Linked DNA regions of Mus musculus: regions 1, 3 and 4 are each linked to region 2. The links are chromatin loops, found by intact Hi-C in ENCODE. Cell type or tissue: left cerebral cortex. All regions are shown on one strand. Each heading gives the region's core, and the rest is flanking DNA. Links, peaks and the distances in the headings are about the cores only.

Region 1 (7,052 bases), core at 144-2,643, 160 kb before region 2:
GTGTGTGTGTGTGTGTGTGTGTGTGTGTGAGAGAGAGAGAGAGAGAGAGGGGGGGGGGGAGAGAGAGAGAGAGAGAGAGAGAGAGAGAGAGAGAGAGAGAGAGAGAGTCCCAGCCTCCTCTTGGCCTCTCCAAGTCCGCATGTGTTTCCTCGCCTCTTTGTCTCTACTCCCTTCCTCCCTTTCATCTTGTTTCTTGGCTGGGCTGCGATGTTGGTGGTGGTAGCTGCTCTCAGACTCTTGCACCTCATTCTGGAGTGCCCCCTGGTGGTTCTATCTTACGTTGCTTCCGGGGCTCGCAGCTTGGCAGTCCCTGAATTTTCTCTCCTGCTTTTCTCTTTTTCCAGGTCAGATAGAAACAGAAAGGGGCATATTTGGGTCTCCTCTCTCTGGAATAGAGCCTTGATTTTCCTTGGGTCCTACCCTGTGCAGGGCCCGCTCCTGGAGCGTGCGCGAGGGTGTGGGGGGGTGTTTAGTGCTGGAGGGGGCGGCGGGGAGGGAGTGTTGGGGGTAGCAGGGTGGGATTTGGCGTCCTTCCCCGGAATGAGCCGCGGCACAATCTGTCGCTGGATTTGTTTGCCGAGCTGCCTCCGGAGCGCAATGGGGCTGGCTCCCGGGGAGCGAAATATCACAAGATGCGGAGACAGACGCTGAGGGGCGGGTGGGCGGCGGGCTGACTCAGGTGTGCTTCATCGACTCCCTGGGCCTCAGCTCTTCTGAGAGGGGTGGGAGGGGACACTGGCCCCCAGCACAGGCAGACAACCAAAGCTTGGAGGGGAACCCCATCCTGGGATGAGCTGTGTGGGGAAGAGGGTCCTCAGCTCCAGGCCTCTCCATCAGCCCAAGTTGGGATTCCCTAGACAGCCACAAGCTCTCTAAGCCACCGCCTTGTACAGGTGTTCGGGTTTCCCATGGTTATCTGTTGACTCACCACTCGCTCCTCTAGACTGCCAGCGTTTTGAGGGCAGGAAATGCTTCTCATACAGTGTGTCCAACAGGTGCTGAGCAAGGCTGTTGGACCGCTGGCTGGTGGGTGGGCGGATGGCTAGTAGCGGTTTCCCAGAATCCTGCTGTGCGTTTGGATTTCCCTGTGGGCTATTCCCACCTCTTGCTTCTCCAGACATTTACTCTTGGGGGCCCCTCTCCTTGCACTCTGACAACTCTCTCTGGATTTGAGCACCAGCTTTCTCTAAGTACCCCGGCCCATTCACTCTCTTCCTTACACTCCCTTTACTCATTTGTACATAGAGAAAGTAGCATTCATCAGGTTACATAGTCTCCAGCTCCCAAGGCAAGCTGGCCTCATTGCTGTTTCGAGGTCTTTTTTTTTTTTTTTTTTTTTTGATACGGGCTGACCCATTAGAGGCAGACCTCGTGATGGGTATTTTCGTTTGTTTGATTGTTTGTTTGTTTTGTTTTTGTTTTTGTTTTTTGGCAGCGAAATGTTTGGAGATCCCAAGAGGTATACTGATGGCTCAGTGTAACCGGGGAAGGTGGCCTGGTCATGTAGACAGATCTCTGCTTAGACAGTTGGCCGGGCTCTGGGTACTCTTGGCCACAGACATGGCTCGCCCTCTGGTGGCTATATGCGGAGCTGCAGTCCTAGTGGAAGCCAAAGATCTCTAGAAAGGGGTTGATGAATATAGACTATTCCCCTCCCCGCACTCCCCCCCCCCCCCCATCAAGCCAGTTTCTGGGAAAAAGAAGGCTAGAAGGAGGTGGCATATTAGCCAGATTATCACAATATGTCCTCCATGAGTATTCTCATTGTGTCACTGGGACCCCTAATCTTTCTGGTGGTGCCATTTAGTGAGTTAACAGAGCCTCCCCCACCCCCTCCTAAATACCTCCTGTTTGGCACCTTCAACATTAGAACACTGTTTAGTAAATGCATATTTTGAGATTGCTCAGTGGTCACAAACACAGAGGCTCTGTCTAGTGCATGCCTTGCTGCACAATTCACTAGTTAAACAGATGACCTTCACCAAGGGGCTGAGCGCTCTCTAAGCCTCCAGGCTCCTCAGGTAGAAAACGAGAGAGGAAAAATTCTGGTTCCCAGATCATAGAGTTGTTTGAGGATTAAATGAGATAAAGCATGAAAAAAAATCTAACAGAGTCTCTGACCCCCTGCTCAAGAATGCTAAATAGTGTCGCTACCTGTGCTTGTAGCCTAGAACGACCTGGAGACCAGACTCTGCAGTTTGTGGGTAAAAAGGAGAGTTAGAACCTAAGTTCATCAGGGGTAAAGGGTCGTGCTGGGTTGTGAGTCCTTAGTCATGATGGCCTCCCCATGGAGCTGAACTTGACATTGCTAGCATCTCTTAGCACATGCCAAGGTTGTTCACCGTGATGGCAGGATTCCCAAACTCAACCAGAAGTTCAGCCTCAATCCTTCCTGTGAGTGTAACCTGGGATGGCCTCTCAGGGCTTCAGTTTCCCCACTGTTGAAGGGAACATCGCGGATTTGGAGTTCCTGAGAGCCTGGCTTTCTGGCCTTCCTTCTGGGATGGAAGCTACTTAACCTGGGGTCTATCAGTCAGGGTCCACATTGCTCTTACTGTCCCAGCTCTGGGCAGTGGGTGGTGTATGGGCTCGGTAGATGATCAGGATTTATATGTAGGGATTCTGTGGAACTTCATTTTAGGGTTCTTAGCTTTCTCTCTATCCACCACTCAGAGCTAGTGGATGTTCCCCTGCATTACTCGGAACTGGTCCATTACCACACACACTGCATCATCTTCAAGATGCACCCGCAGCTGGAGGATCATGACCTGCTCTGCTAGTCTTGTGGGGGAGAGGACACCAAAACAGACCTTTCTAAATCGAGGAAGAAAAAACAAACAAACAAACAAACAAACAAACAAACAATATTAGTTTAAAGGTCATGTTTGGGACCTGGAGAGGTGAATTGGAGGTTAAGAACATTTGTTCTGGCAGAGGACCAGGGTTGGGTTTCCAGCATCCACACGGTGGCTAACAAATATCTGTAACTCTAGTTCCAGAAGATTCAATTCATGTTACTTATGGCACTTACTGTGTGTCATTACTTATTTCAGGCCACCAACTTCTGTGCACTAGATGGCTTAGAGAAACTCTATGAGGGAGGTTTTGTTTGTAGTCCGTTTAGCAGATGAAACACAAACTGGAGCCAGAAGAGTCTTGCCTTGAGCTCCATACTTGCCAGTCTGTCTCCAGGCAATATCCATCCACGAGATAAGACTTACCTAAGGCCTCTTAGAGCCTGTATGCTCACTGTGGTGCTAGGGACTACAGAGGTTTTTTGTTTTTGTTTTTTTTTTTTTTATCAAGGCCCAACTCTCCTTTGAGGATACTCATGAGCCTTTTCTCCAACCCACCTTTCTGTTCCCATAACAGAAGCTTGGCTCGGGGGAGGGGGGTGCATTAGAGAGAATGTTCACAGACCATAGATCTGCAGATCTGGGTGTTTGTGTGTTTGTCCTTGAGGACTCTTGTTAGGGCTAAAATTATAGTTTGGAAGAGACTAGGACATGGTATATTTCTGTATAGAACCTCGTGGAATCAATCCATTCTAAATTTGAATGCAGATTTCTAGTATCAGATTTCTTTGTAGAATGCAGGAAGGGTGGCCGCGGCTTGGGAAGCAAAGGGTTACTCAGAGGGGCAAGTCTTGCCTGCTTTGACTGCTGTGTGAGGAGAGAACTCCCAGCCTATGTCAATAATATTTCTATTTGCACTTGCACCCCAACTCTGTACATTTTAGGTCCAGCCATGCCAAGAAGTCACATGACTTCATCCAAAAGGATCAGGACTGAGCAACCTCAGTACATACTAATAATCTCTCTTTCTTGAAGCCCCACATAGTGCTGAGCTTCAGTCAAGATTTGGCTTCCTGGAGGCATAGTAATTCAAAAGTTGGGTCCCACTGCCTGGACTGGAGTCCCTTGAAGGATGAAGGGACTCTTGTATCCTTAAGACCATGAACTTGCCGACTTGCCTAGTTCAGAGTTCACATTTTCTCTCATTCCACTTATTTTATGTATGCAGAAGTGAGCCCTGTCAATGTCTCTGATATTTCCATGTCACACATACATTCTGCTGGGGTCTGGGTCATGCTGGTATCTATCAAAGGGTGAAAAATTAAATTGGAGGTGGGGCAGTGCTTAGAAGTCCTGTTTGTGGTGTTTACTAGATGGGTTGCCTTAGAGATTTTTAGTCTGGGGACCACATTAGAGAGCAAACAAAACAAAACAAACAAACAAACACAAAACAAACAAAACCCAATGAGCCAAACATCCGTATTGCTATAACTACACTTCTTTGCATTACCTTTATGAAGACATCACATAAGGGTGGGCGTTTTGGCATGTCTGAGATCCTCTTTGGGAAAGACTTTCTTTAGTTATGTAGTGAGCAGATAGAGCAGAATAATTCTTTCCCTCTGGGTTCCACTGGATTTTCAAGGGAGGGCAAGTTCATGGGAAAGAGGGGGATTGTAGGATAGGGGTGAAGAGAAGAGCCACATGCCTTAGAAGGAGGGACATAAGACCCCTACTGACTGGGGTCTGCAGTCACTGCCTAGTCCAGATCCCTGTTACAATATCCTGCTGACAGATATCTCTGCCTCTCAGTCCATTTTCCTCAATTAAGCTGAGAATTAATCTTCCTAAGGTGTAGTCTTGCTCACGCATCATTCTGCTCAAAAAACCTCAGCGGCCAAATCTGGCTAGCAAAGGATTCCTCTCTGTGGACTCTGAGGCACTCCCTGGAATCTAGCACATGAATCGAAAGACTTCAATAGACAAAGAGGTGAGGGATGTGGCCGGCTGCTTCACCCAGTTGGATAGGAAGAGAGCAAACAGATACTTGGGAAATAGTTCAAACTGTTTGTGATCAAAGAGATGGAAATGAAAGCTGAATCAGGGTAGCATTTCAGACTGATTAAATTAGCAGAATTTAACAGACATCATCATCCTGCGCTGGCAAGGCTGGGTAAAATCTGTGCAAGCGAGTCGTTGGAAGCAGTCTGCAAGCCTGCAAAACAACCAAGTGAATATGCAACAAGAGCCCTGAGAGTATTGTTATCTTTTGACCCACTAAGCCCGCTTCTGGGAATTGGTCTAAAGAACATAATTCAGTAGGTGGAAAAAAGCCCCCAGGCATGCCAGTGGAATCATTCTCTTTCATTTCTCCAAGCAGTGAGATGGTTAAAAAAACCACGGCTGCTCTAGTCAATGCAAGGCTATAAGGCGAAAACCTGGTAATAATCAAGGATATGCAGAAACATGCAAACTGTTTATAACTTGTTTGTTGATAAAGGGCAGGACACAAAATTTGCATGAATGCTGATTGCAGGCATGCAAAATAAGTACTCATTTACAAAGTCAAGTGGAGACTATGCAAAAACGAAAATTGGCAACCGTTGGGAGAGTGATGGGTGATTTTTCTTTTTTGCTTAACTATCTGTTAATAATGTTGAAATTTATTTCCATAACGGAATAGGTTCTATAACAACAAAATCTTATATGGTCAATGAAGTAAAACTCATTAGCTTCCACTCACTGTAATTACAATTGAGACACTTACAGGGCACTTCATACATTCCAAGAAGTGAATGAATGCCTTATGCATGTGACTTCATCTTTGCAGGCATCCTGTGACATAAAAATATCACTCCCATTTTATAAATTAGGAATCTGTGTTCTGGTGTGGCTAGCCTACCTGTCCAGCCAAAGAGCTTTAACTCTAGTCTGTGTGACTCACAGAAATCATGTTGAATTCTAAAACCAGCATCGTATACCAGTGTTTGAGAAACTCCAGACACTAATGTATTGCCACCATGATTTCGAGATAGCTGTGGTTCACACTGAGTGTAACATAAATCACTTAGTTTTAAAATTCCAATCAAATCACTTTCAAAACACTTAAATTCTTTCATTAGCATTTTATTTATAAAGCTATTCATTATTTACTTGCTTGCTTATTTACTTTTATGTCTATGAGTGTTTTGCCTTGGTGCCTAGGTGTTAGATCCACTTGGAACTGAAGTTATAGATGACTGAGAGTCACCGACCGTGTGGGTACTGGGAACTGAAGCTGAGTCCTCTGGAAGAGCAGCAAGTGCTCTTAACTTCCATCCCTCTGGCCTTCCCATCAGATATTCTGGAAATGGAGTTGCAGGCAGTAGTGAGCTGCCTGATGTGGGTCCTGGGAACCAAACTCAGGTCCTTTGGGAGAGCAGTGAGACAGGGCTGAGCCATCTCTCCAGCCCCTCCACCTGATTTTTTTTTGGGGGGGGGGACTGTGGAATCATTTAAGTGGGTTGGCTGTATTTTTGACTGTACAGTTTTTAAAGAATCAATGATCTTGTCTATCTTCCTTTGGATAAAATCTGAATTTGTCTCACAGTGAGTCTCGGTCTCTCTTTCGGGCATCACATTTTCTACACGTCCTTCTCTTTTCCACTTCCAGGTCTTGAATCAGCCCCTGTTTTTCTCCTCAGCCTGAGCTTTCCTAGCCCCTGTTACAAGACACATTCAGAACTGCACCCTCTACCTCAGGGACAACACTTCCCCAGGTCTTGCTCGGGTCAAATCTAGATCAAATCATTCGTAGTGGAAACTTGGCTTCAGATACTTGACTGCTGTAGTACCACTACCTGGGAATTTGCAGTACTCTTGTCTGCTGGATCTTTATAATGATCAGATTTGTTTTTGTTTGCTTGTTTGTTTTTTCAACACAGGGTTTCTTTGTGTAGCCTTGGCTGTCCTGGAACTAGCTCTGTAGCCCAAGCTGGCCTTTAATTCACAGAGATCCACCTACTTTTGCCTTCCCAGAGCTGAGATTAAAGACATGGACCACCCACCACCCAGTTCAGAAATGGTTTTTAAAAGATTTATGCTTTACACCTTAGGAATATGAGACCTGCCATGAGCTAGAGATTTGCTCAAATCAAACAGAACAAGTATTCAAAACCTTGCCAGTGTTCCCAGCACTTGAGAGACAAGGGATCAAAAGTTCAAGGACATCCTGGACTGGGCAGTGAGTTCCAGGGAAGCTGGGAGGATACTCAGGAC
Region 2 (7,950 bases), core at 3,305-5,804:
AGGCCCTGCATGTTGGCTGTGTAGACATTCCCGCTCGCTCACGGTCTCCTGATTTCACAGGCGTGGGGAAGTGCTTTGAGTGTGCAGAAGTGCTGGTTTGAACACGGTGGCTGACACTCATGTCTTCCCTCGCTAGGGCATTAACCCAGGCTATGACGATTATGCTGACTCTGATGAAGACCAGCATGATGCCTATTTGGAGAGGATGAAGGAGGAGGGCAAGATCCGGGAGGAGAATGCCAATGACAGCAGCGACGACTCAGGAGAAGAGACTGGTGGGCTAGCCTCTCTGCTGCGGCCTGGGCAGTCCGGCTCTACCTGTGGCCTGGGCTGGGTGTCTGGCTAAGGGGTGGGGCTTCCACTGGAGTGGAAGTTGATGCCTTTTTTGTTCTTTTTCAGATGAGTCCTTCAATCCTGGTGAAGAAGAAGAAGATGTGGCAGAGGAGTGAGTTTTGACTGGACCACACAGGGATGAGATTATGGCCTATAAACTTGAGAGTTTCTGACTAGTTCTCATGTCCCAGTGTTAGTTAGCCAGCGGTCCAAGATGGAAGGAAAAGTAACCTGCCGTGAGGCGGGCGCTACACAGATGCATTTGTGACGGTGCCCAGGAATATATATTAGTGCACGGCGTGCTTTGAAGCCAGAGAAATTGGAAGGGAATGGGAATAGGCTGTGCTTAGGCATCTCACCTGGCAAGTGGCAGCAGTACCCTTGTGCTTCTGACAGTCGCTTAACACTCTGGTGGTCCTTGTAAGAAAGTGGCCCAGCCTGGCTCTACAGGGTTGTGGCTTTTTGTTTTGTTTTTTAAATTTATGTAACTGGAGAGAATACGGGTGTAGTTGACTTTAGGCACTACTGGATCTAGGCGCTCAGAAATAGTAGAGAAACTATTTTTTTGCTCCTGCTTTTATTCTTAGAAAGAATGGTCCATGCCCCTCAGAATGCTAGATAGGCTTAATGTGGCTAGTGTAACACCCAGAACCACCTCCTGGTGAACAGCACGTGGATAGTGTGGTCTCTGGTCACCTGCCCCTTCCTGAACTTGAGATAATACTTATGTGCAGGGCTCTGATGGACCAGAACCACCCTAGACCCTGCAGTTGGAATGAATTATTTCCCTGCAGAAAACTGGAACTGTTGATCCAGAAAGATTGGGTAGTAGAATTAAAACCAAATGGTGAATATCCTTCCGAAGCCCACTGATTTTGCTCAGAAAGCTTAATGCACAGATGCTTATGAAGTGCTTTGGAAATCTTTCAGCAGCGGGTGGGTGTCAGCAGCTGCTCAGAGGAGACGCGCTCTGTTGGACAGAACAGTCGGACATAGGGACTGGCTTCAGCTGAAGCTGGTTTTCCTCCGTTTTAGGGCTGTCTCGTTATCAGAAAAGATTGTAGTATAAACTAAGGAGATGACCACCTGGAATGGTGAAGTAGACTTGCTGTCCTGCAGGCCAGCAGGAGACAGTGTTGTACAGTCCTGGAGGGCGGAAGTAGAGGAAAGCCTGCCTTAGAGCAGAAGAGCCCTGTGAAACATTGGCTTGCCACTGATTGAGTCAACAAATAACCTTTCGTGGTGGCCGCTTTGAGAAGGGATGTTGAAGCCATCTTAGTGAAGGGCAGGAGGCTGGGGTGGCAAATGGTGGTGGAAGCTGTCCTTGGGACTTACTCCCTTGGCTCTTTCTGGGCAGATGTCTAGATTCCCTTTCCTTCTATCGCTGCATCCTTCCTTCCTTTCCTGAGTCTAAGCCTCGTTCTGGCAGGTTTGACAGCAATGCCTCTGCCAGCTCCTCCAGCAATGAGGGTGACAGTGACCGTGAAGAGAAGAAACGGGAACAGCTCAAAAGGGCTAAGATGGCCAAGGATCGAAAGAGCCGCAGGAAGTCTTCAGAGGTATTGGGAAAAAAGAATGTGTGTGATTCTGTTTCCTTCCTCCTGTTCACTACCAGTAGATGCTGTTGGTTGTGCTGCTTTTTGTAGGCTGGCTATGACTTAGTGGGTCTTTTCTTTTTCTTTTTTTTTTTGAGACTGGGATTAAAGGCGTGTGCCACCACGCCCGGCCCAGTAGGTATTTTCTTAAGTTTTTCTTTTTGGTCCTAGGATACTTTGTTTCTTGAGGATCTGGGGTGGGTTGTTGTTTGTTTCTTTGCTTTTTTATTTTTTTGTTCATTTAACTAGTTTATTATTTTTTGACAATTTTATACATATATTTAGTGTACTATGATTTCCCTCCCCCCTCCCTCAGCTCCCTAATTGGTACCTCTTTTACTTCTTTCTTTTCTGAGTTTAGTAAGAATCGCTTGTGTGATGGGTAAGCATGGGAAGAGGGTGAGTTGCTGGAGCATCAGTAGCTTACCAGTGGCTACACCACTGATGGAAATGATCCATGTGCTCTTAGCAACCATTAACTACACATAGCTCCTTGGAGGGAGTAAGCCCTCACGGATGCCTTTCCTGTCTCTGGTAGAGTTCCAGCAGGCAAATACCCTTAGCTGTGAGTGCTTGCAGTCATGCAGCCATGCTGGGCATTGTGTTCTAGCAGTTCTCCCCTTTTCTGGCTCCTGCCTACTACCTGCTCCCTCTTCTAGCCTTGGCCTTGGTGATACAGATGTTCTGTTTAGGACTGAGCCCTCGGTTGTCCCTTAGCCTCAGCACATGACCAGATGTGAGTCTCTGAATTAGAAGATACCTGCCTCTGCCCCAGGGGATCTCTTGGAGGAGAAAAAAGTTGCCTGTGTAGCCCAAGTCGATTTAGTTCTTCCTGCATCTCTTCCTTTCCCAAATAGTTTCTTTGGGGGAAGCTTGGGATAGTTGTGGGATGTGGATGGCTGGTGGCATTTGGTTTCTTATATAGGCAAAGAAGGGTAAAGATCCAAACGCCCCAAAGAGGCCTATGTCTGCGTACATGCTGTGGCTTAATGCAAGCCGCGAGAAGATCAAGTCGGATCATCCTGGCATCAGTATCACAGATCTTTCCAAGAAGGCAGGGGAGATCTGGAAGGGAATGTCCAAAGAGAAGAAGGAGGTGAGTAGCGGTGGGAAGGAGGGGGAGCAGGAAGGGCTTTGTAGGGGTGCAGGGTGTGTCACTTGCTTGCATCAGTCTGAAGGAGTATTTGTGCTTGTGGCAGGAGTGGGACCGCAAGGCTGAGGATGCTAGGAGGGAGTATGAGAAAGCCATGAAAGAGTATGAAGGAGGAAGAGGGGACTCATCTAAAAGGTGAGTGTTGGGAACAAAACGGCTAATAACCGCTTAAAGCAGATTGTGTTTGCCAGGTCAGAATAGAGAATTATTCGGTTTTGACAGCAGTTTGAGTAGTGCTTCTTAAATCCCTGAATGCCGTTGCCAAGTATGGGTGATGCTTTCAGGTTGGGGGATAAATATAGGCCATTTTCCTAGATCAGTTTTATTTGAAGTAATATAATAGTTCAGAAAGAAAAGTCCACGTGAGCTTTTAAATACGACAAAAGTGTCCGGTAAGTTTTGCATGTGAGTTGCTTTAGACTGTGACCCTGGTTTTTCTGGGGGTACTTACTTATCCGTTGGTGCACTTTGGGCTGACGGCTGACACTACATTTGTCATGGTGAGAATAGTGTGGCCAGTACTGGGAAAAGTCCTCATTAAAGCTAGGAGATACATCGCCTATGTAGTAATAGAGAGCCTAATGACCTGGTTTCTTTCCCATGTGCCTAATCTAGGGACAAGTCTAAGAAGAAAAAGAAAGTAAAAGCAAAGATGGAAAAAAAGTCCACTCCTTCCCGGGGCTCGTCATCCAAGTCTTCATCCAGGCAGTTGAGTGACAGCTTCAAGAGCAAAGAGTTTGTGTCCAGTGATGAGAGCTCTTCAGGCGAGAACAAGAGCAAAAAGAAGAGGAGGCGGAGCGAGGTGCGGCAGGAATGTGGGGGGTTGAGGGCTGTGTGTGTCTGGGGTGGGTCAGGTCCCGTTGGTTGGTCTGAGAGGAATGAGTTGGAGTGGGCGGGTGGACTTGTGAGGTTTTGGTGATTTCAGGAGTTGAAGGAAGAGCTAGGCCTTAGCAGCCCTCTTCCCACCTGGCTGGGACACATTTACCCTAAAAGAACTTTGCTTTTCAGGACTCTGAAGAGGAGCTAGCCAGTACCCCTCCAAGCTCAGAGGACTCTGCCTCGGGATCTGATGAATAAAGGAGGGAATTCCCACCTCGTCACAGCTCCAGTCTCTCACATAGTCCTTGGATTCTGTGCCATCTGAGTAACTGCTCTTGGTGGCTTCCACTGCCCTGAGGCTTTGAGGGAAGCACCTAACCTCTGCTGCTTTGCAAGGAAGGCTCCTTGCAATCTGGAGAGAGACTCGGTAGGAGTGTGTTGTCTTCTACTCGCAGTGCATTGAAGGACCCAAGTCCTCAGCCTACTTTCCTACTTTCTGACTGTAGTAAAAGCTGCTTCCTGTCCTGTTCAAGTTGCTGCAGCAGGGGTCATGCCAAGTCAGGCCTGTAGCTCCTAATAGGGGCCTATTTCTACTTTTATTTTGTATTTCTGGTCTGTGAAAACAATTTAATAAAGGGAAATGACTTTGGAAACGATGTCCTTATGTCTCCTTTCCCAATTTGCATGTGGTGTTTACCTTCCCTGACCGGCAGGGCCCTCCTGCCTGCCCAGCTGGGAAGCAAGTCTCCAGGTACATCGTGTCCTTTCCAGCCGGACAAGCATTGGTTTTCACCCTTGTCTGGGGAACTGTGCCACATGAGAGTCAAGAAATGAGTACTGATCTGATTAGGAAGCCTCTCATAGTTCACTCCACTCCATTAGCCAACAGAGGGGGGCGGCGGCGGCGGCTCTGAGCTCCTTTTAAAATCACCTTATGAGTCAGGGTCTTACAAGGCTTGAGATAATAGAATGAGGATCGACTTTCTAGCGTAGAGTGGAAACTTGAGTCAGGAGGATTGTAGAAAATGAGTTGTGCATGTTTGTGAAGTTAAGTGTAAGAAGATTCTGGCAAGGGAGGGCTACACCACTTTGTGTTTGGTAACTGTATTTAAAAGATCTTAAAGGAGACATAACAGGAGGGAAAAAACTACCCCACTTGTCACAGCGGCTCTCAATCAGAATTTATCCACGTGGGGGTGGCCACGTCGTTTGCCGCTCTCAGGAGGCTCAGGTGTAACAGGAAGACTCTTCAGTCCGCCAACAGTTCCCTTCGTGCTGCCCGCGCTCTATGGTGCTGTAATCAGTGTAGGCTCAGGGAAAGCTGTCCAGGGCGGTTTCCTCTCTAGGCAGTCATCTCGGTGGCGCTGGGGTAAAATTGCGTCAGTTTCGCCTAAATCTGAATCAGGACCGGCCCCTCATTTACAAGGTCATGAATAATTATGTGGGATCTGTGCTTGTTTGCATATGGTGCGCCCGACTCTGTTTCAGCTTCGTTTTCCTACTCCCGGTTTCCTATATGAATATTCATGAGCAACATGGGGGCGTGTCTCTGGGCGGAGCGAGGGGAGGGGCCCCGGGGCTTGCACTGGCTCGGTCCCGCGGTGACGGTGGCGGCGGCGGCAGCAGCGGTCACTGGCGTCGGGGTGCCTCGCTGAGTGGAGCCGGTCCCGGGGGAGCGCGTGAGTGCGCGGCAGCCGGAGGAGGCGGGGTCTGGGGATGGGGGCGGGGAAGGGCATGGAAAGAACCCGGCGCCTAGCAGCCGGGACCTTAGATTGGGGCGGCAGCGGTGGGAGGGGGTCACCAGGAAAGTTTGCGAGGGCCTGGGGCGCTCGGGCGCTGCGGAGCTGGCGCGTGTGTGCGGGGGTGGAAGGCGTCCGTGCAGTGAGCCAGAAGAAAGCGGGGAGAGGCGAGGGTGGGGCGGGGCCGGGGGCGGGCGGAGCTGCTCGAGGGACCCCCTCCTTGCCCTCACCGGCCCCCTTCCCTAGCTCCCACGGCACGCCCCCATCCACGCTAGGCCGCCCCCACCGAGTCCTCGTCGTCAGTCCTCCGTCTGTTCCTTCGAGGGCTGCTTGGCATCTCGCTCAGTCTTCCGCTGCTGCCGCCCCCTCCTTCTCCACCCTCGTCTGCTCCTCCTCTTCGGCTAGCCGCTCGGTGTCCGTAAGCTCCCCACGGAGGCCCTCCAAACAGCCCCTTGCCCTGGGCTGTTCCATCTTCCTGTTGGCCCCCCTCTTCCAACACTTAGCCCTCCTGATCGCACTAGCTGAACATCCAGTGGTAGACCTTTAGGGACGACCCTGCTTGCCCTCAGGCCCTTCTGAGTGTCTGTCCAGGGCTGGGGCTACATAGCTCCTTTCCATTCTTTGGGGGCAGCCTCTACTCCCAGGGCTGCCTGATTTCCCTAGACCACTAAGAGTGGGGAGTTCTTGAGGTACTGCGATTCTGCAGCTTATGGACATGGCCTTGGTTACCTGGGGCTCCTGGCTGGGGCCTGTGTACTGTAACCGCCTCCCCTGTTGGGGACTCGGAGCCTGTTTTCATCTCTGCAGCTCTTTCTAACCTCAGAGGTGTCCATCAAGCCCCTATCTCAACCGCAGGTGAGAGGGTTTTTCTGTTTTGGACTAGTTTTTCTCCATTTCTAACCACCTTCACCATATCCCTTGTAATAATGTTCAAGGACAAGCAAGCAATCTTGTATATATTTTTAATTTAATTTAATTTTTCTGTCATCTCTCCGCCTTCAAGCGTTATTCACCCACATACAAGGAAAACAGCCCCTGGTAGTTGGCTGATCAGCCTTTTGACATTGACGGAGTTACTGTCTGTACCCTCTTTAAATAAGCTGGGACAGGGTCAAGCGGATGGGGACATCTTTTGCAAAGGCTGGGCACCACAGGTCTCTTAGAATTGAGAACTGTCTTCTCAGAGCAGCTGGAGTGGGAGGGGAGCCTTGAGGTTGGAGAGGGTTGGGTTGCCCTCCAGGGCTCTGTGCATTCCATGTGTTTGGCATGTCTCCCTTGCTCTTGAACCAGAGGAGCAGTGTTCACTAGTCACCACCAGAGCCGGAGGGGGGGCTTGAGAGTGGGAGGGTGCTTCAGCAGCCAGGGTGGGAACTGAGGGGGTGGAAGGCCTGAAGAATTTGAGGTGGGGGGGACATGAAGGAATGGTCTAGAGACGCAGCCTACGGTAGGGGGAGAGGTAGGTAGAGGTGGTTACCAAGGATGCTAGTTAGCTCATGGGAGACACTGAATGGAGTCACATTAATAATGGCCAACTGTTACTTACCACTTCCAGGCTTGGTATTTTGCATGCATTGTTTGACTTGAAACTCATTTAATACTTTTTTTTTTTTTTAAGCAGTATGCCTTAGACTAGTCGCACAGCTCTGAAGTGACAGACCCATTTAGTTGTTAGATCTTACAATATCAGCTCCAGAGGCTCCTGGCACAGGCTACTACCATGTGGCTATCATCTGGTTTAGTTTCTTCTGACCCCTCAAAACTCCTTTAGGGTGCACACCCATTCCTATGTCACAGGCTTTTGCAGGTCCCTCCCTGACTGTCCTGGAAGGGGCAACCCCAGGGAGTTTTCCTCTCAGTTACACCCCCCACCCCACAAGCAATCAAGCCCAGTCTGTCCTCCCTGCCCATCCTGGGCCGGCTCCTCCTTCCCCTTGGCTAGGCCCTGGAAATCCAGTGGGAGGCCATTGCTATGGTAACAGGACTAGGCCCTGGCTTTACCTCATCAAATTCCAAGCTGAAGCCAAAACGATTGAGAAATTAAAGGGAAAAAAATGTATTCCAGATGCTTACTTTTTATTTCTTATGTCCCTGTGTTTGGATGAGACAGCTCTTGAGTGCTGGAGGGGGGCAGGGATGTGAAAGGAGAATGGGGGGGGGGTAGGGAGCCACTCCCAGCCGTGGAGGGAGGGAGGAGAATGGGAAGAGGGGGGCCGGCTGTGGGGCGGAGCCCCAGGTTGGGGAGGAGCGGGTTTTTCCCGTCCCATGAGGTGATTCCAGAGACTTGAGAGTTTCTGGCCTTCTTGCTCCGCTC
Region 3 (7,950 bases), core at 3,453-5,952, 330 kb before region 2:
AGGGAAACAGAGAGGAAAGAAACTGGGGAAAACAGAAAATGTATAATTATCACCCTTCCCCCTCCCAAATAAAAATGAAGGTCAAAAGATCTCAAATGAAGGAAAGCACATGGGAGGGGGAAAGGTGATTTCAACTGATTAAAAACCACCTCCCCAGAATAGAGCAGAAAAGGAGATTAAGAAACACAACTTGTACAGTTTAAAACGTGAAGACAAACAGTAGGCTGTATGCATGCAAACAGTTGCAGGTGGAAACCATGCAGAGTCAGGCAGATCAAGGTATAGCTCATGGATGAAGGCAGGTCTTCAAAAGGGAGGACAGAAGTATCAGGGGGTGGGGAGGGCAGGAAGCTTTAACTCTTCTGAGGAGATACAAGAGCCCCTCCACAACACCACACTAGGAGCAGCACCTAAAAGGTGTGCCCTGGGTTTCTAGTTTAATCCGAGAAGGAACTTGGGGTCTCTTCCAGCTTAAAGAGAAGCTGATTTATTTTAACTGCAGTCCTCGTCTCTTTCCGGCCGTCTTCTCAATGCCACCACTCTCACACCTTAACTTCACCAGGGCTGGCTGGCTGGCAATGGTGATTTAATTTTATTTATGTCTCTCTTGATGGACAAAGTTGGATAACAGCTGTTACAGGGTTGAGTTGTAAATCCTTTTCTTTGAATGGGGAGAAAAAAACAGACAGCAGTATTGCCTGTTTTCAATCTCTTCTTGTTATTCCCAAGCCTTTTAAGGGCTCTGTTTCCCATAAAGTTCACAAAAAACTAAAAGGAAATTTAAAATCCTTGAAGAAGCCATGTCCTTTTCAATAAGCAGAATAAGATGAAGTTGATTTCACCTGATGACAGTTTAAAAGATTACTGTAGATAAAGTTCCAAAGATGTCCCTGTTTCCAGGTTAGTCAATGTCTCTGATCTTTTGTCTTCAATCTTGGGCTTCCTGGATGCAGATGGGATATGGTGCTTTACCTGGGGAAAACCAAATTATCTTTATCAAAAAAATGCTTTCATGGTATTTCTTAAGAACACCAAGGCTAAAACTCTACAGGTCATTGTTACAAAGTGCTTTTTGAAAGAAAGACCATTTTCCAATTCATTTCTATGTATGTGAGAATAAACTCTAAATGGAGTGGAAAATACATTCTGAGTCCTTCACCTTTTTAAGGGCTATTCTGATTGGAAGGAGAACCTAGTCTTATCTGACCTAAAGTCATCCAAAGACTAGCTCTTAAAAGACCATCTCTCTTGACAGAAGTACAGTAACAAAACATATCAAGAATATAAAAATCTAAAAGCAAACAAGGGCACAGGAGTGAAGGGCACTGCTAAAACAGATTTTTCTCTTTGGACAAAGAGGATATTTATTCCTATAATAAAGCAAGGAAGCTTAAAAATAGGACAGCAACTATCATTTCCTTTTTTTGTGTGCCTCTTTCTATGCCTATGGCTTTTAGCTACAACACCAAAGAGGCAGAAATTCAATTTTTGGACTTTTGGAATCATCTATTAAGGGTCCTAAGCAAAAAAAAAAAAAAAAAAAAAAAAAAAAAAAAAAAAAAAAAATTGATCTTGCACCAAAAGGTGAAATATTCTCTATGAGACTAGGTTCAACACAAGGATTGGTTCTTTTCCTCCAAATTCAATAGTTTTTAATTCCTAACACTGGCCTATTCGGAGGCAAACTAAACTCCTCCTAATTCAGTATGAGTAGAGTAGCAATTATTTCTGTTGATCACAGTAACAAAACAACACGAGCACCTTAATTTTACAGGATGCTTTTCATCTGGTGATCTCAAAGCACTTTACTCACATTATCTGGTGACAAAGTCCCTTATCCTATTTTATAAAATTGAAGGCTAGAGAATGCCTGGGGCCATTCCACTGAATCACTTGGGTAGCCAGGTTCCTAACCCAAGAGTATAATTGCTGACATAGACCCTTTCTACCACACTACATGCCTAATGATACCTTGGAATCTACAGACCAAGGTTTCTGCTTAAGTTAGAATTTCAAATGAAAGCAGTGCTATTCCCCAACAAGTTGTATACTACTTGATAACAATAGCAGCTATTAAAACATAAAACAGCGAACACCCCAGACAATGAAATACAAATGTGTTCTGGAATTTATCACTTCTGTTCTTACCTAAGACAGAGAAGGCAAAGGAGCCTGCTACTGTCACCACTCGGTTGTGGTGGTGAATGCCTTTAATCTCCGCACTCAAGAAACAGAGGCAGAGCCAGGCGTGGTGGCGCACACCTTTAATCCCAGCGCTTGGAAGGAAGAGGCAGGCGGATTTCTAGAATTCGAGGTCAACCTGGTCTACAGAATGAGTTCCAGGACAGCCAGAGCTATACAGAGAAACCCTGTCTTGGGGAAAAAAAAAAAAAAAAAAAAGAAAGAAAGAAAGAAAGAAAGAAAAAGAAAAGCAGAGGCAGGTGGATCTCTCCAAGCCATCCTGGTATGCATAGCTTCCAGGCCAGCAAGGGCTACATAGTAAGACTTTGTCCCAAAAGAAAAATTTAATAAATAAATAAGATGGGAGAGAGGGGGGAAGGAGGGAGGGAGGGGGGAGGGTTAAGTAACATTAGAAAGAAGGCCCAAAGATTCCATTAAGTTTCTATGGTCCAACTAAAAACCAGATCCTATTTAGTCCTGATTTTATGCTTATTTCTGTTTCCTGACTTTAGGCCTAAATATCTTTATCAACTGGAACAAGCAAATTTGATTTGTAGACAGTATTATTAAAGGAACCGTTTCCCTCAAAACTCCAAAGATAAAAGGAAAATTACCTAACTATTACGTAAAGTGAATCCTATACTATTGCAGGTCACATTTACTACAGGACGAAAGCCACACAGACTAATTCTGCCACGGTACAGTACATGCAATTATGGAACCGCATACTGAAATATAAATGAGACCATCGTCTGAAATGTTAAGATAGATATTAGAAGGGACAAGATAAAATAATTTATTGGGTATAAATATCAACACACCAAGTCTTATCAAAGGAATGTGGTGCAGAAAGAGAAGGGACGAAACCGGAAAGGCGAGTGTGGTTCATCAGTCACAAGCTGGTGTATCCACAACAGTATCACTAAAGTGGACAAGAATGTTCGTGACACATGCTGACTGAGGGGGAAAAAAATCACTGAGTGAAAATATGTATGTATAAAACAAACAATACAGAGCCAGGTGTGGTAGCTCTCGACCTCAATCCCAGCACTTGGGAGGCACAGGAAGTCAGAACTCTGAGTTAGAAATCAGCTTGGTCTTACAAAGTGAATTCCAGGGCAGCAACAGTTATGTACAGAGATCCTGTCTCAAAACAACAACAAACAATTCAAGATGTGTAGTTTGAAGACTTTCATAAGGTTTGATATAAGTAGTTCCTTTGGAGCAGTGCAGTGGACAGCACATGTATTATTTGTTAAAATAACCAAACCTTATAGCACAGAACACTAAATTTGAATATATAGAAATGGAGATGTCATATAGAAGAATGAATACATGCTATGAAGGAAAGATCCAAGAAGAAGTTTAAAAAGAGTATTATTACAGATCGACGTAGGTGCCCAAGTACCTGGCGATAGAATTCTTACAAACACTAGATGAATTTGTATGCATTCATGAGCACCGGACAGATCTGTCTGATACAAAGCAGGCTCACACTGGGATAAAAGGATGGAGATCTAACCTAAGATTATCCTGGACAAGATGGCATTAACCAGGAAGTAAACCCAAGAGGACAAAAATGGTCTGCAATGTAACATGTATCTATTCTACGACTACTTCTAATAACTTTAGTCACTTTCTTGTTTCTCGTTTTAGTGGTTTCATTTGGCCAACTGGTTAAGGAACTTTAAACTTCCCCAGGAATAGACGGCTAGTGATAAAATACTGTCAGATACATTCAAGCCCTACTTGTAAAATAAAGTACAAAGTACTAAAAGCATAAAAGCATGGAGCACCTGGCTGGTGGGGGGTAGGGAGAAGCAGCCGATGGATGGGAGAAAGAACAGGTAACCACAGGACGAAGCTCTAACCAAAATAAGGACCAGTGGAGTGTAGGGCGAGGGGCCTGAACCGCGGAGCGGTAAAAGGAGTACAGTCCCCGGCCGGCAGCTGGAGCAGTGGGAGTCATCACCGGGGGCAGGACTGACTACCCCTGGCCCAGAAAACACGGAATCCACCGCGCGCAGGGCCCGCCGGAGCTGAGAGAACCGCGGGCCGGGGAAGGAAGGGGCGGCGGCTCCGCAACTGGGCAGCCGGGCACCAACCGGGTCCAAGCCCCGGCGGGCGGCCGCGGCTCTCTTAGTCTGCGGGCGTCCGTTTCGGGGCCCGTACAGCCCGAGGAGGGGTAGGGCCTTAACCTCCTCCCCTCCGCGGTCCCCCTTCCCTAGAGGTCACTCTCCCCTCCCACCTCACTAGCCCAGCACTTCCGGTTCCGCAGGGGCCAGCGTCCCCGGTACTCACCCCCGGCGCGGCGCCCGTCACCGCCGCCGTCGTTGTCACCGCCGTCGTTGTCGCCGCCGCCTCCCAGCAGTGCCGTCTGGCCTCTGAGAGGCAGCGCGCGGCCCCCGCACGCTCCACGCCCGCCCCGCCGCCGCGCGCTCCCGACGGCCGACGCTCGCCTCTGTGCGGCCGGCGCGCGGCCGCTGCCCTCAGCCTCCGGTCTGTAGCCTCACGACGTTCCCATTGGCTCCCGGGCGCGGGCGCGGGCGCGGGCGACGTCTCTCGCGGGGCACGTTCTTCTCATTCATGCGGCTCGCGCCGCCGAGCCCGCCCCCGTTCACTCTTCCATTCACCCCCTAACCCCCGCCCCCACGGCGCTCTAGAGCGTGCGCGCGACCGCGGGCGACCGCGGCGACCTCGCCTTCTGATTGGCTGCAGGGGCACGGCGCCGCAAACACGTAGTGACACGGGAGCGCGCGCGCCTGGCCGTCGTGTCTGGCTGGATGGTCGGGAGAGGGGACATGGCGAACTGCGCCGGTTTGGGGACGAGGAACTGGTCTGGCGAGATCTTTCTCTTATTTTGTCCGCTTTCCCATTTGTAGTGTAGTCAAGAAAAACTTTTAAGCAAAAAAAATTCTACGTATGTACCGGAAGTGCTCAAAAACAAGCAGATGCCCTTTCTTAGTTCACCAGCCTCCTCCGAGTTGGCCTGGTACAGTCCTGAAAAGCATCTACGATAGCCAATCACCGTTAAGCCTTTCCGGCTTCCTTCCTTGCCTCTTCATTCATTGGTGTGAGGATTCGGTCGGGCAGCCCCTCCAACACACACACTTTTTTTTTTTTTTTTTTTCTTTAAGGACTGAAACTTTATTTAAAACAATCCGTTGGCGAAAGCGTCAGTGGGGTAAATTCTCAGACCGTGGCAGAATTCCTGAGTGGTGGTATGGCCTCACCTATGGAGGAAGGAGGCGCACGGCCCATTGAACAGTCTGAGGAGAGGGTTCTGTCCAAGGCTGGGTTAGATGAAGGAGCTCGGCTGCTATCCCTAGATTTACAGTGCTTGCCGATGGAGTGAAGCACTGGGAGTGCGCGGTGCGAGGCGTAGACACCTCCACGACTACACGAGGAATGGGCGCCCTGACCTCACCCAATTTGAGAAAGCAGGCTGAAAAGAAAAGTCTTTCTAGAATAGCTCCTGTCCCTGGCGAGCTGCTGGCTAACTCTCCGAAGATCGCGGCACTACATTTTGCCCTAATTAAGCCGAGACGGCTGTGGACCCGGTGGCTTTGCCATAGGGCTCTCCTCTTACAGCTTCAGGCCACCTCTCATTTGTAAAGGAGCTCTGTTACATAACAGCCCTTCAAAAAGATATCCCCGAGCCGCTTCCCTGAAGCGAAGGTCTCGTTCAGGGTTATTTCCAAGTCCTGTCATTGTTTCCTTGACTTCACTTCAAATGTTACTGATTTAACTTTGACACTTCAGCCTTAGGCATCCAGTTAAAGAAAAGAAAAAAAAAAATCTACCCTTTTTTCTTTAGACTCTAGTCTTATCCCTTATCATTTTTACTACTGGCTTAAATGCAGCGTTTATTGGAACCGTTACGAGCATACATGTTTTAAGGAGTGGAACTTTATTTTGAAAAATCCGTTGGCGAAGACGTCTGTGGGGTAAATTCTCAGACCATGGCAGAATGGTGGTATGGCCTGGGCTGTGGCTCACACATCACACATGGAGGAAGTAGGTAGCACGGCCAATAGAGCGGTCTAAGGAGAGAATTTTTAAAAATCTTCAGCATTATGAATAATTTTAAAGTATTATTTGGAGGTACAACATTTACCCTATCAAGTATATTCTGCCTATAAAATAATGTTTCCTTAAGATGGGTCAAATTTCATTTATTTCTCTAGGATTTTAAAGCTTTATTTTCTCTACTTAACAAGTGAAGCATTCTTGATTTTCCTACCTTTTTAAATAGGAAAACTATTTGTTTGAGACAGAGAGAGAGAGAGAGAGAGAGAGAGAGAGAGAGAGAGAGAGAGAGAGAAGGCAGACAGAGTTCAGGCAGCTTTTGGGTGTTGGTTCTCTCTTGGCTTACAGATAGGAGCTCAAGTTGTCAGTCACGCCTAGGAAGTCCTTTCACCCACTGACCCATCCTGCCAACCCAATTTTTCTACAAAGACCTGTGTGAATCATCATGTCTTTTGGCCAGAGCATACTAAATGGAAAAAGGGTTCCATCATCCAACCAGAGGTACTGAATACCTCAGGGTCACTAGGGACATTAGACTACTGGATTGTCAGCCTAATTTTAGCTGGATGAGCACTAGCAGAAGCATAATCACTGTCCCAAGATATAGTGACAATTTTAGATTTTGGTTTCTTTTTTTTTGGAGGGTGGGGAGGGTTGAGACAGGGTTTCTCTGTATACTCTTGGCTGTCCTGGAACTCACTTTGTAGACCAGGCTGGCCCCAAACTCAGAAATCTGCCTGCCTCTGCTACCGCGCCCTGCTGGATTTTGGTTTCTTTAAAAAACACAAAAATATAAGACTGTGTTTTCCTTTTAATTCCAGATGTAGGAATAAGGTGCTGCTTTGGACTCTCTCCAGCAGCTGACTGACTGCCCAGTGCATTATCAGAGGCATGGTTTTGCCAGCTCCAGACAGTTTCTGTGATTGTGTGATGTTTGGAATTCTAGGAACTTTTCAGAGGGTATATAAATGCTAGCGCCCTGGTATTGGTGGTTGTTGGTCATTCAGGTTGTGGTTTGTTAGTAGTAGTGCTCAAAGAAGAAACGAAAGAAAAAAGAAATTAAGATTCTCTCTCTCTCTCTGTCCTTTCTATCCTATCTAGTGATAGGAGGTGAAACTGGGGGGTGGGAGGGGTGGGGAATGAAGGTGGCAAAAAAGAACCCACAAAGGAGCAAAGACACCAAGGCATAACAAGGATTCCATTTTTCTTTTTTTAATAAGATGACTTCTGAAAAATAGTCCAGAGTAAAATGAAGACTAAAACAATGTATTAATTATCCAGATCATCATATTTGAAATAAATTACTTTGACAAATATATCAAATAATACCTAACGCTTTTTCTCTAGTGTCATTATGCTTTTTCAAATCCTCTCTTCCCTTGAATTTTCTCATGATTATAAATTGCCAACCAGTGTCACAGGTCAACTTAGCAAAAAGAATACTTTCTTTTGGCATTGTAGCAATAAATGCTTTTTTTTTTTTTTTTTTTTTTGGTTTTTCGAGACAGGGTTTCTCTGTATAGTCTTGGCTGTCCTGGAACTCACTTTGTAGACCAGGCTGGCCTTGAACTCAGAAATCTGCTTGTCTCTGCCTCCCAAGTGCTGGGATTAAAGGCATGCGCCACCACTGCCCAGCAATTAATGCATTTTTAACCTCTTCACATTAAAATACTCTTTACTCCCTGCCCTCATTGAACTCTCCCTGGAACTGGGGATGAAGCTCAAAGGCAGCGTTTTGGC
Region 4 (7,950 bases), core at 2,315-4,814, 320 kb before region 2:
CCCAGAGGTAAACAGGAATCTGGAATGGTGGGTGCTCCAACTTTGTAGATTTTCACATCAGAAAATTTGACGTTGAAGGCATGGGGATAGAAACAGCCTCGAAATCCATAGAAATACTCACGGATACGTTCATCTCTACATTCCCGCCGGAAGTCCTTGGAACGTTCTACCACACCCCCTGATTTTGGAAGCAACACAGTTCGAACAAAATGAGGCAGGTCCCTTTTCAATTCGTTGTACAGTCGCTCTTGATCCAGAACCACAACCACATCCACCTCAAAGGCCGACGCTGCGTGCACCAGGGCTTGGTAACCATAGCCCTTGACCCAGCCACAGGTGTTGATGACACAGCCACTCACAGAAGCCCTTCTGTTCACTTCACACCTTTGGTTGAACACATCTGCTAAGCGAGATGTAATCTGGAAAAGAATCAAAAGAACAAAAATAAACCTATTTTTCTTAGTGATGTATTAATTTTTATTTCATGTGCATTGTTGTTTTCATGTGTGAGGATGTAGGATACCCCTGGAGCTTGAGTTACAGTTAGTCATGAACTACCAGTGGGTGCTGAGACTTGAACTCAGGCCCTCTGGTAGGGGAGCTCTTAACCACTGAGCCATCTCTCCAGCTCCTAAATCCATCTAAGTTCCTCTTTGAGTAATAGGTATCATCCAAAAGCTTTACAGGCTGGAAACCCAACCACAATCCTTGAAATGTGCTTGGCAATTGAGCTACATGCAACCTTAGCACCAAAGTATTTTTAACCTTAGTGCCCCAGTAGTTTTACTTTTCTGAGACAGGGTTTTAGTACAAAGCTCTAGCCTAGCTTCAAACTCCTGAAAGTCCTATCTTAGCTTTCCAAGTCCTAGGATTATAGGGATCAGCTACAATACCCACTGATATATTAACATCAAAATTGATGTTTTTAATGACTGTGGTTTTAACCCCATAACATGGATTTAACTTTATGTTACTTAAGCTTCTTTTTTACAGTGTTTTATTTTTTATTATGTATCTGTATGTCTGCCTGTGCACATGAGTGCAGGTGCACAGAGGCCTAAGGCATCAGATCCTCCTAGCACTGGAGTGACAGGCAACTGGGAATAGCATGACATGGGTGCTAGGAAGTCAACTCTGACCCTTGACAGGAGTAGTACTGTTTTTGATTTTGGTTTTGTTTTGTTTGCAATAGGGTCTTACTATGTCCTGGAATTCACTATGGAGACTGGACTGCCTCTGAATCTGCTAAAATTAAAGGTATATGCCAGACCCCCCCCCTTTTTTTTTTTTTTTTTGGTTTTTCAAGGCAGGATTTCTCCATGTAGCCATGGCTGTCCTAGAACTCTCTCTATAGACCAGGCTGGCCTCGATCTCAGAAATCCACCTGCCTCTGCCTCCCAAGTGCTGGAATTAAAGGTGTGAGCCACCACTGCCCAGCATATGCCAGACTCTTAACTGCTGAGCCATGTCTCCAAGCCCCCTGCTTCCTGTTTTACCTCTTAATAATGAGTTACTACGAATAATGCCACAAGATGCTATGCAGTCTACAGCTGACTTATGTTAAAATGATCTTATGAAATCAGGTGGCAGTAATACCACACCAAAAAATAAAAATAAGAAAGGCAATTATATTCAAAAGGAAAATTTTGCAGTTCTAAGTAACAAAGTTCCCTACTTCCTACCCTGATTGTAACTTTTCCCTCCACCCCCTCTTAAATTCCAGTTCTGACCTTATTGTAAAGCTTGATGTTGGTGCCAGGCGTGGTGGAGCCAAAATGATACACAAGAGGGGCCTGGATGGAGAAACCTTCTTCCACATCTGCTGGACGCTCAATGTACAGGGCCCCCATGGTACCAGGGATGGACACAGAGCCCTGGCCTACATCTAACTCCACGTAAGTAGGACGGCGGCCCAAACGCACTGCGTAGTTGAGTAGCAGTCGACACACAGTGGACTTGCCCACATCAGTAGGACCTACTACCATCACTCGGGGACCTCTCTCTTCTTCCTTTTCTGCCTGCCTCCGCATCTGCTCCAAGGCTGTATGAGTGTTGAGGTAAAGCAACATAGGGGTGTCCTTAGAGACATAAGCCACCTCAGTCCGGCCACTCAACTGCAGAGAACAGCCATGCCAAGTGAAAACAGCCACCTTGGCACCAGCATCAAAAGTGAATTTCTTGTTTCTGGTCAGCTCTGTGCCAAAGATCTCCGCCATGCCAGCCAACAACTCCAACTGAACCGATTGAGAGGCCTCCACCTCAAATCGAAGCTCTGTTTCTCGCTCTAGTTCAAACTTAGTCGTTGGCTTCTTGTCATCATTGGATTCCTCGCTCATCTTTCCAGTAAAGCTGACGTGCCTAGGACCCAAATTAAACATTTGATTAAATCACCACATCAGGCCACTATTCAAAAAAATCTTCCACTGGTTTAGTCCCTTTATCTTTTTCTGCAGTTCTTATTGCTGCCAGACTCACTGTTTACAGCCAGTCTCTCCACAACCAGAAGCTAAAGGTGTTTTGTTTTGTTTTGTTTGTTTCTCTGTGTAGCCCTAGCTGTCCCGGAATGCTCTGTAGACCAGGCTGCCCTGGAACTCAGAAATCCACCTGCCTCTGCCTCCCAAGTGCTGGGATTAAACACGTGCGCCTCCACTATCCAGCAGTAAAGGTATTTTTGTTTGCTCCTGGGCCTCTGGTAGGTGGAATAGTAACACACCTCAACAAAAAGTAAGAGTGAATGACTAGGACATAAAAAGAAAACTACCTACCGATGTAACTAACAGGAGATTTGAATTGCATAGTCTTTCCTCCATCACTCTATTGGAAAACAAAGTAACACATGCCCATTGTCCAGCTCCCTTAGCCAACACGAAACAAGCTCTGAATCGTATGCAAAGAACAGGACACTGGGTGCAGACTCAGAAAACAGTTGCATGTCCAACTCTGGGACTACTAGTAGTTACTTACTATAATCCAACGACTTAATACCTGAACCAACTCCCCAGCTGCTATATGGTGGGCTTTTACACGTCCTCTTGTAACGGTGCTGGGCCGGGAATAACAAGGACCACAGTTGGAAAAACAAAACATTGTAAATTAGAAACTACTGCCGGGCAGTGGTGGCACACGCCTTTTAGTCCTTGCACTTGAAAGGCGGAGGCAGAGGCAGGTGGATTTCTGAGTTCCAGGACAGCCAGGGTTACACATAGAAACCCTGTCTCGAAATAACAACAACAAACAAACAACAAACTACCAAAGAAATTTAAATTACTATTTCTAATTCTGAACCACAATTCTGGGTCTAGTTAGCTCCGACACCAAAATCTGCCGGGGCTTCTCAAAGGTAATTGGGATCCTTAAGCCTTACCTATACGGGCACGGACTCAAAACCAGCTTCACAGAAACCTGGGACCTCTGGAAACCTCCGACCTCAGCAAACCTCGGACCTCAGCAAACCACGAATAACGTTCACCTAAATACTAGCCGGAAAGCAAAGGCGGTTCCGCAATTGCGCAGTAGTAGAAGACGCGATCGCGTGATGCATCTTGGGACCTGTAGTTTGGAGTGAGTGAGCGCGCGTCGCCGCTTGGCCCTCTGGGAAATATAGTTCAAGGATTGTTCGGTGACCCGCGGAGGTGGGCGGGGCAGCGCCGTCACTTTGTGTGGGAAGACGACCGGAGGCGGAGAGGAGAAGTTGCTGGTTCGCCCTCGGGAGGGAGGTGGTTATAGGGTCTCTCCCTATCTGCTGTCCAGGAAAGCTAAGGGCGACCAGAAAGGGAGAGGCATTGCATCACTGTCTAGATCAGAGCTCTGCTCGACTAGACCACAAGCCAAAAAGTGGGGAAGTTAGCCTAAGCCGGAGACCCAGGCAGCTGGAAAGTGGCAGAAACACGCGCACGCGCACGCGAACACACACACATCAGGTCAAGCAGTACCCATTTGAGTCTATGCGGAACTGGCACATAGAAGAAACAAAGTGTAATTCTCCCTCTCTCCCTGCCCCCACCCCCACCTCCTCTGTATGCTCAAGGTGCCAACCTGGCACTCCATGAGATTCTCCTGCCTCTGATCTGACTTCTGGGATTTACAGACTTAAGCCAATAACCAGGCTGATTTTTTTACTTTAGTAAATATAGAATAAAAGTCCTATGATTTCTTTCGTTTATCTTATGAATCAGTCATTATCCAACAACTTCTGCCAGATTCTAAACTGTTTCTCTATGCACATCTGACAGTTATTCAAAATCGTTGACACCACTGCTAACTGGTTCCACGCCTATAATCCACTTCATGAGTATGGCCTTTGGAAACTTATATTATTTTACTGCCTGACAGGCTCCCTTTCCCTGAGACATCTCTTGTCTATAAAATGGGAATAATAACAGTATTCAACCTCCTAAAGTTGTTTTGAAGATTAGATGAGACATATGTGCTAAGCACAATGCCTATAATATAGAAAGTATCTGATGTTAGCCTTAAGTTTTTATTATAGACTGGGGAGACTATAATATCTGTTTATACATTTTTCAAAGTAGTTCCAGGTGTCTGTGTCACTGTACCCAACAAGCCGGGCAGTGGTGGCGCACGCCTTTAATCCCAGCACTTGGAAGGCAGAGGCAGTCGGATTTCTGAGTTCAAGGCCAGCCTGGTCTACAAAGTGAGTTCTAGGACAACCAGGGCTATACAGAGAAACCCTGTCTCGAAAAAAAAACAAAAAAACAAAAAAAAAAAAATACCCAACAAACCCAGGTAGGTATAACATCTCCAATTTCATCTGAGGAGAAAACTAGGCTAATCAGTGACATTTGCTCAAGAACTCAGTTATTAGTAGAGGTAGACTTTTGTTGTTTTTGTTGCTACTACTGCTGCTGCTGTTTTAAGACAGTGTCTTCACTGTTCTGGCTGTCTTGGAACTCACTACATACACCAGACTGGCCTCAAACAGAGATCCACTTGCCTCTGCCCCCAGAGTACTGGATTTAAAAACATTAAAGGTGGATTTAAAGGCTTAAAGGTAGATCTTTTTTTTTTTCTTTTTTTTTTTCTTTTTTTTTTTTTTTTTGATGGTTCATTTCTTTTTTTTTTTTGGTTTTTCGAGACAGGGTTTCTGTGTAGCCCTGGCTGTCCTGGAACTCACTCTGTAGACCAGGCTGACCTTGAACTCAGAAATCCTCCTGTCTCTGCCTCCCAAGTGCTGGGATTAAAGGCGTATGCCACCACGCCTGGCAAGGGTTCATTTCTTTTGCCAACTTAATTGAATCAGTCCTTGGACACCAAGGGTGGTGCAACTTTGGGTGTATCTGTGAAAGGATTTCAGAAAAATGCAACTGAAGAGGAAGATTTGCCTTGAATGTGGACAGCTCCATTTCATGGCCTGAGGTCCTGGACTGAATCAGAAGAGGAAAAGGAAAGGCCACTTAAGGACCTACATTCCAGCCGGGTGGTGGTGGTGGTGCACGCCTTTAATCCCAGCACTTGGGAGGCAGAAGCAGGTGGATTTCTGAGTTCGAGGCCAGCTTAGTCTACAGAGTGAGTTCCAGGATAGCCAGGGCTACACAGAGAAACCCTGTCTCGAAAAACAAAACAAAACAAAACAAAACAAAAAAAGGACCCACATTCCTCTCTGTCTACTTCCTGATCTGGCCAGACGTAAGCAAGTTTTCACCACCATAGCTGCATGCCATTGCCACTGCCATGTCTTCCCCGTGTTGACTGACTCTGTCTCCCGAACCATTCATCAAGATAAAAACCTCCTTTCAGTTGCTTTTTGTCAAACATTTGATTATAGCAACGAGAGAATCATAACTAAAACATTTAAACCAAGAGCTTAGGGGGCCGGATCAGTTTCTAATAATGGGCAAACAATTACACAGTGTTAGCTGTTAGGTGTTGTTCCATGGCTGTATGGGTATATATTCATTTAATCCCAGGTAGAATCCTATGTTGTAGTTATAACTGTAACCTCCATTTTACAGGTTTTCTGGGTTTCTTTTTTAAGATGTATGTGTGTGAGTGTTTTGCCTGTGTGTATATATGTGGACCACGCTCATACTTGGCACCTGCAGAAGTCAGAAGATGATGGAGCACTGGATGTTTGTGAGCAGGCCATGTGGCAATCAAATCCAGGACCTCTGCAAGAGCAACAAGTGCCCTTAACCCATGAGCCAACTCTTCAGCTACTCCACCCAACCCACACTGTTTGTTTGTGATTTGGGGTTGTTTGTTTGTTTCAGTTTTTCAAGAAAGGGTTTCTCTGTGTAGCCCTGGCTTTCCTGGAACTCATTCCATAGACCAGGCTGGCCTTGAACTCAGAGATCCATCTTCTCTGCCTCTGCCTCTTGAATGTTGGACCTAAAGGTGTGAACCACAACTGCCCCACATATTTTTATGTAGAAGAGTGTTTTGTCCACAAGTATGTGTGTGCATTGTGTGCATGCCTGATGCGCTTCTAGATCAGAAGAGGCCTGATTTCCTGGAACTGGAGTTACCAATAACTGTGAGCTGCAATTGCTAAGCCATCTTTCCAACCCTTGTTTGGTTTTTAAAGCAGGTGAATACTTTGTTCATCCTTGCCCACATGATGAATTTGAACTGAGAGATCAGGGGAACTTTCTGGTCTACCTTTCTCTTGCTGGTCTTACCTAGCACTCAGTTTTCAGGCAGGTAGTTGTCACCTCTCACAGTTTTCTTTGGAGATGTGATTTAGTTACGCCATTCATTCACCATGCAGGCATTAGCTTTTCAACGAACTATTCGGCATAGGCTGATCCTTTTTCATTCTTCAGAATTTTAGCTCTAGACTTCCATTAGCAAGCATGTAGCCTAATCCTTTTTCTTCGGAACTCACTCTTCCCAGTCTGGTTCTTTGCTTCCACTTTCAATGCGTCCCAGTTACCTGAAAGGCATCTTTCCTCAGATAGTGTATAACCATCTCATCTTTCCTCAGATAGTGTATAACCATCTCAAGCTGAAATCAGCAAGAGCCCTCTCCTCCCTTTGAGATTGCTCTCCACTTGACTTCTTTTTTTTCTTTTTTTTTTTTTTCTTCTTTTTTTTTGATTTTTCAAGGCAGGATTTCTCCATGTAGCCATGGCTGTTCTGGAACTCTCTCTGTAGACCAGGCTGGCCTCGATCTCAGAAATCCACCTGCCTCTGCCTCCCGAGTGCTGGAATTAAAGGCGTGTACCACCACCACACTCTGCTCCACTTCACTTCTTAAATACAGAAAAAGGACGGTATACAAGCCATTTGAGTGTGCTTGTTGCCTGCACTCTCTTCATTTCCAATCTCACCAGGCACTCTGGCAGTCTGCCTGCACCCGACCCCCGTAGGACACCCCATCACTCTGTCCTGTGTCCTGGTCCTTCTCTACAGCTAAACCTTTGATAGTTTTGTTTCTTTGTTGATTTAAGTTTATGAACATCCCTTTTGCTTCCAGCTCTAATTCTACAGCCTAGAGGCTGTTCTCTGCTTTTCCTCAAGCCTGGACCCTCAAAGTCATCTTCCTCTTATCCTTCTTTTCTTTTTCCTTTGTTGGGCTCATCATGCTGCGTGTCATGGTGATGATGTGGGGGTGGCAATGTGCCACAGTGCAGAGGCCAGAGGACAACGCTTTGGAGTGGACCCTGTCCTTTGACCTTGACAGAGATTCTGTCTGGGGACTGATCTCAGGTTTTCAGTCAGGCTTTTGGAAAGCAAGTGCATTTACCTGCTGAGCCATCTTCACAACTCCAGTATTACCATTTTTATCTGTTACACCCGCCATCTTTCTTTCTGGCTTTTGTATTTTGAGAGCCTTGAACTCTGGATCCTCCCATCTCTGCTTCTGCAGTGCTGGGATCACAGACATGAGCCATCATGACCAGCGTGCCTGTTTTTAGGCAGAGGCTCACACTGTAGCCCAGACTGGCCTGCAACTCCCTGTGTACTTAAGGCTGGCTGCTTACTGAGAGA

Evidence for each region. A loop is a pair of places that touch in the nucleus more often than their neighbours do. Peaks named below come from ENCODE experiments on the same cell type or tissue, not always from the same donor. Only the 100,000 strongest peaks of a DNase experiment are listed, where the experiment ranks them.
Region 1: a loop joins it to region 2, with 2.7 times the contacts of the local background. A loop is called at or near these places in 2 of 42 quality-filtered maps.
Region 3: it touches region 2 in a loop (4-fold over the local background); 11 of 42 quality-filtered maps call a loop at or near these places.
Region 4: it touches region 2 in a loop (5-fold over the local background); 14 of 42 quality-filtered maps call a loop at or near these places.

Annotation. Positions count from the first base shown.
Region 1 is chr2:84,888,599-84,895,650 of GRCm38, forward strand. It overlaps a transcript of Rtn4rl2 not described here. Among named protein-coding and RNA genes, the nearest start is that of Rtn4rl2, 5.4 kb to the left of the region's middle. In left cerebral cortex, for the core only: CTCF peaks have their summits at 278 (motif pointing left) and 1,561 (motif pointing left); DNase peaks (open chromatin) are centred at 254, 555, 959 and 1,555; H3K4me3 peaks cover 280 bases; H3K27ac peaks cover 188 bases.
Region 2 is chr2:85,042,557-85,050,506 of GRCm38, forward strand. It overlaps Ssrp1 (structure specific recognition protein 1), which reads left to right. Exons shown (of 17, transcript NM_182990.4): 11 at 137-275; 12 at 400-445; 13 at 1,763-1,892; 14 at 2,854-3,024; 15 at 3,128-3,216; 16 at 3,697-3,883; 17 at 4,090-4,558. The coding sequence ends at 4,158. Tnks1bp1 (tankyrase 1 binding protein 1) reads left to right here and starts at 7,904. Exons shown (of 12, transcript NM_001081260.2): 1 at 7,904-7,950. In left cerebral cortex, for the core only: a CTCF peak has its summit at 4,683; a DNase peak (open chromatin) is centred at 5,361; H3K4me3 peaks cover 1,204 bases; H3K27ac peaks cover 1,255 bases.
Region 3 is chr2:84,710,501-84,718,450 of GRCm38, forward strand. Zdhhc5 (zinc finger, DHHC domain containing 5) reads right to left here and starts at 4,664. Exons shown (of 12, transcript NM_144887.4): 1 at 4,483-4,664; 2 at 1-972. In left cerebral cortex, for the core only: no CTCF peak of the experiment used is centred there; DNase peaks (open chromatin) are centred at 4,865, 5,181, 5,541 and 5,725; H3K4me3 peaks cover 2,500 bases; H3K27ac peaks cover 2,013 bases.
Region 4 is chr2:84,723,799-84,731,748 of GRCm38, forward strand. It overlaps Clp1 (CLP1, cleavage and polyadenylation factor I subunit), which reads right to left and starts at 3,489. Exons shown (of 3, transcript NM_133840.3): 1 at 3,365-3,489; 2 at 1,731-2,358; 3 at 1-419. The coding sequence starts at 2,336. In left cerebral cortex, for the core only: no CTCF peak of the experiment used is centred there; a DNase peak (open chromatin) is centred at 3,567; H3K4me3 peaks cover 1,611 bases; H3K27ac peaks cover 1,037 bases.